Linked DNA regions of Homo sapiens: region 2 is linked to region 1. Evidence: chromatin contacts called from ENCODE Hi-C or POLR2A ChIA-PET data. All regions are on one chromosome and are shown on one strand. The core of a region is the stretch at or near the end of the contact, and the rest is flanking DNA. Distances in the headings are between cores, read along the strand shown.

Region 1 (4,649 bases), core at 995-3,494:
CAAGTTAGGCAGACAGTATTACTACTCTACAGGAATGGAGTCAGTTGCTTATCTAGGTTTTTACCCCATTATATTGTTGGCTCCTTTTTGCATGCTCAGTACCTACCAAAGTATCTGGCACACAGATGTTGTTGAATAAATGTTTGATTAATTAATGCAGAAATATAAAAATGAATACTATCTTGATAAAGCACTATTTGATATATTTGTTTGTAAGTGACACAATGAAGAAAACAACATGGATTTCCAGAAAAATTAATACATCATCTAAATTCCAACTGCTAATCTTAGGTTCTCCATTTTCTACTGTTTTGTTGTTTCTTCTCTTTTTTTAATTTTTAATATTTTATCCCTATTATTGGACCCAAATCAGCATACATTTGATTTTAAACTTGACTTAACATAATTTATTAAAACTTCAATACTTCTTCAAATTTGAATGACTTATTTTATGTATAATTATGTAAAACTACAAACTTGTAAAATCTTCTGAGTTAACACTGGCCATTTACTTTTGCCTATAGAGAAATTAGTCCAGTAAAAGTCAACAGCAGCATATAAAGAAATTGCCAAAATGCTTGAGTATTAAATAACTACCTTGGGTATTGCTTAAGAAAAACCTGCATTCTCAATTCAGCATGCATATGGAATATATGCAAATTTATCTTGTTTTCTGTAGAGACCATTTAACTAAAGAAGAATGAAAATAATTTAAAAACTTACTCAAAATTCATCTGGTAATATGAGCATATAATACATATGAAGTCATTAGACTAATAAATTCATAAGTAAAAAATAATAAGTAAGCTAGAAAACAACAATGCTAATTGATATAAAACACCAAGGCAACAGAGTATTTAAAATGTCATTCAAAGTTGTTGGAATGTGGTTAAGAAAATGAGCTTCAAGATCTAATTAAGAACTAAGCCCAACATGATCCCATAAGTATTTTTATGCTTGAGATGAATATTGGAAATTTGTTTATATTAGTTCAAATTGGTCTAGTATCTCATTTCCTTGTTATTGCATATTCTCAATTATCTGAGAGCTTAAATGTAGGAAAAGGAACGGTGAAACCCCGTCTCTAATGAAAATACAAAAAATTAGCCGGGCGTGGTGGGGGGCACCTGTAGTCCCAGCTACTTGGGAGGCTGAGGCAGGAGAATGGCATGAACCCGGGAGGCGGAGGTTGCAGTGAGCCGAGATCGCCCCACTGCACTCCAGCCTGGGCGACAGAGAGAGACTCTGTCTCAAAAAAAACAAAAAACAAAAAACAAAAAACAAAGGTGGAAAAAGGACATAATTTAATCAATACTTTCAAACATATCTTCCAAACCAAGTTAATTATGGAAAACTTCAGAGGCAAATATCTATGCTTTCTATCAAACTTTGAAAAGAAGGAATCTAGTTTGCTTCAAAAAACAGAACTGTATTTTGCTGAATAAACCAAGTTATTTTCAGGAAACAGAATATGTAACACTCACAAACACTGAAACACACACAAGAAGTGGCACGTCATATTTTAGAAAATTAAAATATGTACAAAATTAGTCTTTTGTAAAAATTAGCTCCTTGATAAAACTTGGAATTTTCAGGAAGGGTTTTTAGAATTTCAATATTTACTTGCTTTAATTCTTGTGCTCTTGTCATTTAAATAGGATAGTGAACTATAAAAGTTCAACTTAAGAACACAAATTAATACCTTACCAAAAAATAGTATATTAACTATTATCCTCATATAAATTAGATATCCTCGTTTAAATCAACTATCTTCACATTCTCATCTAATTTGTATTATTTGATAAAATTTATAGAACATGATAACCTAAATAAAAATGCAAAGGGGAAAAAGATACATAGAGGTATATTATAATTTATGAAAAAGTCGATAACACTTTTTTAACCTAAAATATACTCAAGTTGAATTATCCTTGCCACTCTGTGGCAGAATATATAGTGTAGAAGAAACAGTGCAGAAAAAGGAGATCATGAAAACAGATGTTGGAAGGGTAAATTGGAATAATCTTCCAGATCATTCACTATCAAATATATTTTCAGAGCTTCTCTCTAAAGGAAATAGACATGGGATCATATTCTCCAAGTACATGAATGTATCCATTATAGGAACACGGACTCCTAGCACAGCCACCCTAGAATGGAGAGTCAAGTAGTCCCGTGGTTTAGAATTTGTGCACTGATGGGAGAAGACAGGGACAGGAAGAAGAAAGAGCAGCCTTTCTAACTGATCTGGCTGCTATGTGGTCCAACCGTGTTTAAACAGAAAGTGCAAGGTAAACAAGATTTTTGTGGTTTCACTTTGATGGAGGAGTACCTCTCTTCTATTTCTGCTAAAATTCTCAATCTCTGTCGAGTAGAAAATCACCGGTTTCTGTGGAAGTAGTTAAAAATGCACGAAGGTGCTGAACACACAAACAAGCAAAAATAACAGAATATCACAATACTCTTAAATACAAAATAACTGTATTTCTACACACTATCAATAGAAGTTGAAATGTTAAAAATACCATTTAAAGTAACATGAAAATTATGAAATATGTAAAATACATATTTTTAAAGATGTAAGATGACTACATGTTGAAAACCATCAAAAATAGCTGAGAAAAAATGTTAAAGACCTGCATAAATGGAGAAGTACATTATGTTCACAGGTTGAAGATTCAGTATTGTTAAGCTATCAGTTGCTCTCAAATAGAACCATAGATTCAATACACAATCCCAAGTGAAAAAAGCAGCAGTTTTCTAGTATAAATTTATAAGATTGTCCTAAAATTTATACAAAAATTCAAAGAACCTACAATTACCAAAAGAGAGTTTGAAAAAGAGGAGTTAAATTGGAAGATGAACACTGACTGATTTTAGGAATTATTATAAAAGTACAATAAACAAGACAGTTTGGCATTGAGATAATGAATAAAAACTTGACTATTGGAACAAAATACAAAATCCAGAAAAAGAACCAAGAAATTGACAACTTCTTTTCAACAAAATTACAAAGACAATTTAGTGAAAAAAAGATAGTCTTTCAGTAAATGTTACTGAAACCATTGGAAATCCTTAAGTTAAAATAACCTGACTTAAATCCATAACTCATACCATATACAAACATTAACTCAAAGTGTGTTATAAACTTGAAGATAAAACTTACAATTGTAAGACTTCTAGAAGAAAACATAGGACATTTTTAGGACCCAGGGATAGGCAAATATTTCTTAGATATGATGCCAAAAGCATTATCTACAAAATAAAATATTGATAAATGTAGTTTCTTTAAAATTAAAAAACGTTCCTTTACTAACACCATTAAGAGAATGTATTAATAAAGGCAGGATGTGAAGGCGATCTGGCTGTGACATCTGTCACCCCATTGATCATCAGGGTTGATTTGGCTGACGTAGCTGGCTAGGTGTGTGTCCCCTTCCTCCCTCACTGCTCCATGTGCGTTCTTCCTGAAGCTGCATGCTTGGCAGAAGAGGACAACCATCCTTGATAGAGGAAGATGCGTCTTCTGTCAAGGGTATACGAGTAGCTGTGCTCCCCTGCTAGAATCTCCAAACAAGCTCTCAAGGTCTATTTGTAGGAGGACGTGGGTAATAAGGCTTCCAAGACTCCAGACACATCCCAATGAGGCACTGGATGAGGCAGCAGTCTACCTTTGTGTGTGTGTATACACACACACACACACACACACACACACACACACACACACACGAAAGGCATTGAGAAAAATACTTTTAATAATATATATGAAAAGGATGAAAAGGGATTTATATCCAGAATAAAGAGCTTTCAAAACTGAATAATATTACACAACTAAGTGAGCAAAATATTTTAATAGATTTTGCATCAAAGAAGATATGTGGATGGAAAATAAGCACAAGAATAAATGTTGAATATCATTGGTTACACAAATTAAAACAACAGTGATGTATAACTGTGCACCTGTAAGAATTGCTAAATTTAGAAAGAAGAGACATGATGAGTGTTGACAGTGATGCAGAGGATCTAGAACTTTTACATACCACTGGTGCAATGTAAAGTACTACCTAACTTTGGAAAGAATTTGGCACTTCCTTAAAAAGTTAAACATAAACCTTATATAGGATCCAGCCATTATGCTCTTTAGTATTTACCCAAGGGAATGACAGCACATGTCCCAAACTGCTATGAACATACATGAATGTTCATAGCAGAATGTTCATACATGTAATAGCCTTAAATTAGAAACAATTTTAATAGTCATGAACAAGATACACTTTCATAGAAAAAATTAATAATTACCACTTTTAAAATGGGCTATATCTTTTGCATGTTTCACCACTTAAAACAATAAATCCCTTGGGTTTAATGTATGGATGCCACTTCAAATCTGTAATTCCAAGTATATTGGTCTTTCCATTTGATCATGACGCTACCTCAGTACAATAAACTTGAAGTTAAGAAATTAGTGATATTAGTTATTCCAGAGAATTAAGAAAAAAATATATATCTGAAGCCTAAAAATAGGTAAATGCAAATTCTTTTTGTCAAATACAACAAAGAGAAATACTGAAGCTTGAGCTTGAACTAATTTCCTGATCAATATCAGTAAATCTCAAATCATCAGGAAAAAGTTTAAGTTTTTGAAGAAG
Region 2 (4,649 bases), core at 1,601-4,100, 65 kb before region 1:
TACAGGAAGCATGGAAGCATCTGCTTCTAGGGAAGTCTTAAGAAGCTTCCAGTCATGGCAGAAGTCAGAGAGGTAGCAGGCACATCACAAGGCGAAAGCAGGAACAAGAGAACCGAGGGGGAGGTGCTACACACTTTAAACAACCAGATCTCATGTGAACTCACTCAGTATTGTAAGGACAGTACCAAGCAGATGGTGCTAAACAGTTTATGGGAAATCTACCACCATGATCCAATCACCTCCCACCAGGCCCCACCTCCAACACTAGGGATTACATTTCAATATAAGAATTGGGTGGAGACACTGTCATTAGCCCCCTGACCCCTTCAAAATCTCATGTCCTTCTCATATTTCAAAATCCAATCATGCCTTTCCAACAATCCCCCAAAGTGTTAACTCATTCCAGTGTTAACTCAAAAGTCGAAAGTCTCCTCTGAGGCAAGGCAAGTCCCTTCCACCTATGAGCCTGTAAAATAAAAAATAAGTTAGTTATTTCCAGGATACAATGGGAATACAAGCATTGGGTAAACATTCCCCTTCCAAAAGGGATAAGTTAGCCAAAAGAAAGGTATTATAGGCTCCACGCATGTTTGAAACCCAGCAGGGCAGTCATTTTAAGAGCTCCAAAATAACCTCCTTTGACTCTATGTTTCACATCCAGGGAACAATGATGCAAGGGGTAGGCTCCTAAAGCCTCTAGCAGCTCTAGCCCTGTGGCTTTTGCAGGGTTCAGCCCCAGAGGCTGCTATTACAGGTTGTTGAGTGCCTGCAGATTTTCTATGCTGAGGGTGTAAGCTACTACTGTAGCTACTATTCTGGGTCAGGGAGACAGTAGCCCTCTTCACACAGCTCCATTAGGCAGTGCCCCAGTGAGGATTTTGTGTAGGGTCTCCAACGCGTATCTTCTCTCTGCATTACACTAGTATAGGTTCTCCGTAAGGGCTCTGACCCTGGGTAGGTCTCTGTTTGGACACTTGGGCTTTTCCATACATTCTCTGAAATCTAGGTGGAGGCTCCCAAGCCTCAACTCTTGCACTCTGTGCACCTGCAGGCTTAAAACCAAGTGGAAGCCTCCAAGGCTTAAGGCTTGCACCCTCTGAAGCAGCAGCTGAAGCTGTACCTGGGCCTCTTTGAGCTAGAGCTGGAGTGGTCAGGATGCAGCTGCTTTTTAAATTTTTATTTATTTATTTATTTATTTATTTATTTTGACACACTCTTGCTCTGTTGCCAGGCTTAAGTGCAGTGGCACGATCTAGGATCACTGCAACCTCTGCCTCCCTGGTTCAAGCAATTCTCCTGCCTCAGCCTCCTGAGTAGCTGGGACTACAGGCGTGTGCCACCACACCCAGCTAATTTTTGTATTTTTTTAGGTAGAGACGGGTTTTCACCATGTTGGCCAGCATGGTCTCGATCTCTTGACCTTGTGATCTTCCTGCCTCAGCCTTCCAAACTGCTGGGATTACAGGCATGAACCACCATGCCCAGCCAGGATGCAGCTGCTTTTAAACACCCAGATTTCATGAGAACTTACTCACTATCCTGAGGACAGAACCGAGAAGATGGTGCTAAACTGTGCACGAGAAATCTGCCCCCATGATCCATTCACCTCCATCCAGGCCCCACCTCCAAGACTGGAGATAACAATTCAAAATGAGATTTGGGCAGAGACACACATGCAAATCTGTATCACTCCTCTGGGCCAACCTTATTTATTCCATCTATCCTCTTTATCCTGGGCAGTAAATGACAAGATTCTTGTCACTTGATTGAAAGGTTAGACAAATAAATACACTTTATAAACAAAATAATCCAACAAACATGGGATAAGGATAGAGGAATTATATTTGATTTTGAACAACATAAATAATACAATGTAAAGACAAAAGGAATAAATTAGGAATAAATAAGGGTGCCTTACAAAGAGAAAGATTGAATCAAAACTTAGCAATATTGCCTGTATATATGCATTTTATTAAGAGCTAACATGGCCAAAATTATTAGAGCTAATATTTTTCAATGTTATACCTGACTGTATAACCTAGCTGTTTTGCTAAATCTTTTTCATGTATTAGCTAATTTAACCTTTACCTAAGCTGTAAAATCTGTCCAATTGTAATTCATTTGACAAATGAAGACTTGGACACAGAGAAATAGACTTAATGACAGTTACCCATTTAGTAAAAACAGAGTCAATATTTGAACCCAGCAATTTGACCTGCAAGCCCATCTTATGTTGATTCCTATAGATTAAAAAAAAATGTTGATTTGCTAACCTGAAAAGAGAAAGTTGATTTTTATAGCCAATTAGCAAAATTCTGAGTGACAAGATAAAAAATAAATGAATAGTACAAAAACAGGCCTTCCTTTGAAAATAGAATTCGATTAATAGGAAGAACTTTGCAAAGATACTGTGAGCAATAAAGGACTAGAATTTATTTGCAAGATATTTTTCTTATGAAAGCACTTCTAAGTACTGCTGTTGTCCCAGAGGAAAAGTTAATGTCTTTTATATCTTAGACTTTATTTATGACACCAAAGTGTTCTTACATTCAGGAAATAGCAATACCAAATTCCCAAGAATGGGGATTCAGTGTGAAGTGCCTCCTCATGTCTCAAGATCTGTCCTCATTGCAGCTTAGCAGGATACGTTTGTCTTTGTTTTGAAATTGGATAAAAGAAGGAAGTTAGAGCAATTCATGCATGGCAATCAGTTGTCCAATTGTAGATGGCAGACAATATATCCAAATAACCTATGAAACAGAGTTGCAATTGATGTGACATCTGTATCCACAGCTAGAAAACTCATAATAGCAACATGGAGAGCCCCACAATTAGACATACAGCAAAACAATAATGGAGGGAGGATTGTGCAAGAAAGTGAGGAGCTACAAACAATAGCTGGCCTGATGATTGAAAGAATTTCCACGTTAGAAAGGATACATTTGTATTGTGTCACTCATTTAAGCATGACTCAGGATGTGGTTGGCTGTTATGAAATCTGTATTTCAGTTTTCGGAAACAGCCTTGAGTGTTTGTGTTATTTGGTTTTATCAATGCCGGAAGTAACTGCATTGTCAAAAAACATACTCCACATGTTTATAGAGATGTGAACAAAAGTCAAATTTTTGAAGAAAATTAAAACAAATGGTGATTTAAGCTTTATTTTTAATAGGCTCCTAATGTTTTCCTTTCAATGTATCTCACTTTTAGAAAACAATGAATTTTTGTACAACAAATATCCACAGTTAACTCTGAGATAGGAATACTTCCATCAAAACCTCATTACTTCTTTCTGTGCTGGTAAGTATTTACATTTCAGGTGAGCCATATAATTTAGAGCCATAGAATTTTGACTTCAAAGTTCACTTAAAAGGAGAGTGGAAAATATCAGGGCCAGGCATGGGGGTTCACACCTGTAATCCCAGCACTTTGGGAGGCCAAGGCAGGAGGATCACTTAAGCCCAGGAGTTTTGAGACCAGACTGGGCAACATAGTAAGATACTTGTCTCTACAAAAACTGAAAATAAAAATTAGTTGGTGTGGTGGTGTGTGCCTCTAGTCCCAGCTGCTGGAGAAACTGAGGTTGGAGGATCACTTGAGCCTGGGAGGTCAAGGCTAGAGTGAGCTGTGATCACTGCACTCCAACCTGGGTCACAGAGTAAAACTTGGTCTCTGAAAAGAAGGAAAAAAAGGGAAAAAAAGAAAGGAAAAGAAGATATAAATTCCTTTACAGTTAGGGTTTTAGATTACTATGTTAACTAAAAGAAAGTGTTGTGAGTGAACCCAAAGATATTCTGATTTAAATATTAAGTCTTATCTCCAAGAAAAATAAATGATGATACAGTTAATAAAGAAATATTGGTTTGGATTCACTACTACCTGGGCTCAAATGTTGATATTGCCGCTATTTAGCTTATGCATGATTGTAACCTTTCTGATCCTTGGTTTCTTGTAAAAATTTGGAAATTATAAGTACTTCATAGGAATATCAAAGGGATTAAATAACGTGATTTACAGTAGAAAGTCACTTACCTTACATTGCTGAAACAGGTAGTTGATTGGTTCATTGAAAATCAGTGAAAACAGAAAAGTATAGTATTCCAAATACTATGGAAATAGAACATGATTCACACAGGAAATGGGGAGTGATGCGTACTTCAAATATTTAGCACCATGGGGATCAGTGATAAGAGTTTCTTCTGCATATGAAGTCTAACCAGGAGCCTAGAACCTGGCTCAACTCGTATTAGATCTCCTCTCTTCTGTCTCCTTACTGTTAAGACAATGGGATCATTGAGAAATCTAAAGGTTCAATGTTTTTTGTTTGAATGGAAATATTTATTTTTTTTCTGATTTAAATATATATTTATAATGATAATAATACATGTCAAATAAAAGATAGCTTAAGCAAGAAAATAAAATAATTTCATTCTCAAAATCTATTTAATAAATAGTGTAGATAAGTCATCCATAACTGAAAAAATAGGCTCCTATTTGATATCTTTGTAACTCCAGGATATGGAATAATTTATTAATGAAATGATGAAATTATAAAGGAAATTAAATTTTAAGGGAAAAGCACAATTCATTTGATTTTATTAAAATTTAAATTTTCTCCAGTAATAGAAGACATTATTTTACTGTAAGCG

What was found. Hi-C counts contacts between places; a loop is a spot of excess contacts on that map. ChIA-PET counts read pairs that join two places held with the same protein, here RNA polymerase II (POLR2A). Pooled maps may share reads with other maps.
Region 2: a map of naive thymus-derived CD4-positive, alpha-beta T cell shows a loop between it and region 1 (4-fold over the local background). The contact joins two enhancer-like sites. A Hi-C loop is called at or near these places in 1 of 168 maps with a recorded cell type or tissue (naive thymus-derived CD4-positive, alpha-beta T cell) and 5 of 50 pooled maps. POLR2A ChIA-PET finds 5 or more read pairs at or near these places in 2 of 52 experiments (MCF 10A and OCI-LY7).

Annotation. Positions count from the first base shown.
Region 1 is chr5:100,729,712-100,734,360 of GRCh38, forward strand. It overlaps the pseudogene RN7SKP62. Among named protein-coding and RNA genes, the nearest start is that of MIR548P, 85 kb to the right of the region's middle. Within about 2 kb of position 2,245, at least 5 of the 41 ENCODE cell types and tissues checked have a DNase peak (open chromatin) inside an H3K27ac peak, as active enhancers do.
Region 2 is chr5:100,664,566-100,669,214 of GRCh38, forward strand. No RefSeq gene overlaps it. Among named protein-coding and RNA genes, the nearest start is that of FAM174A, 130 kb to the left of the region's middle. RefSeq lists silencers at 2,827-3,027, 4,067-4,267. Within about 2 kb of position 2,851, at least 4 of the 41 ENCODE cell types and tissues checked have a DNase peak (open chromatin) inside an H3K27ac peak, as active enhancers do.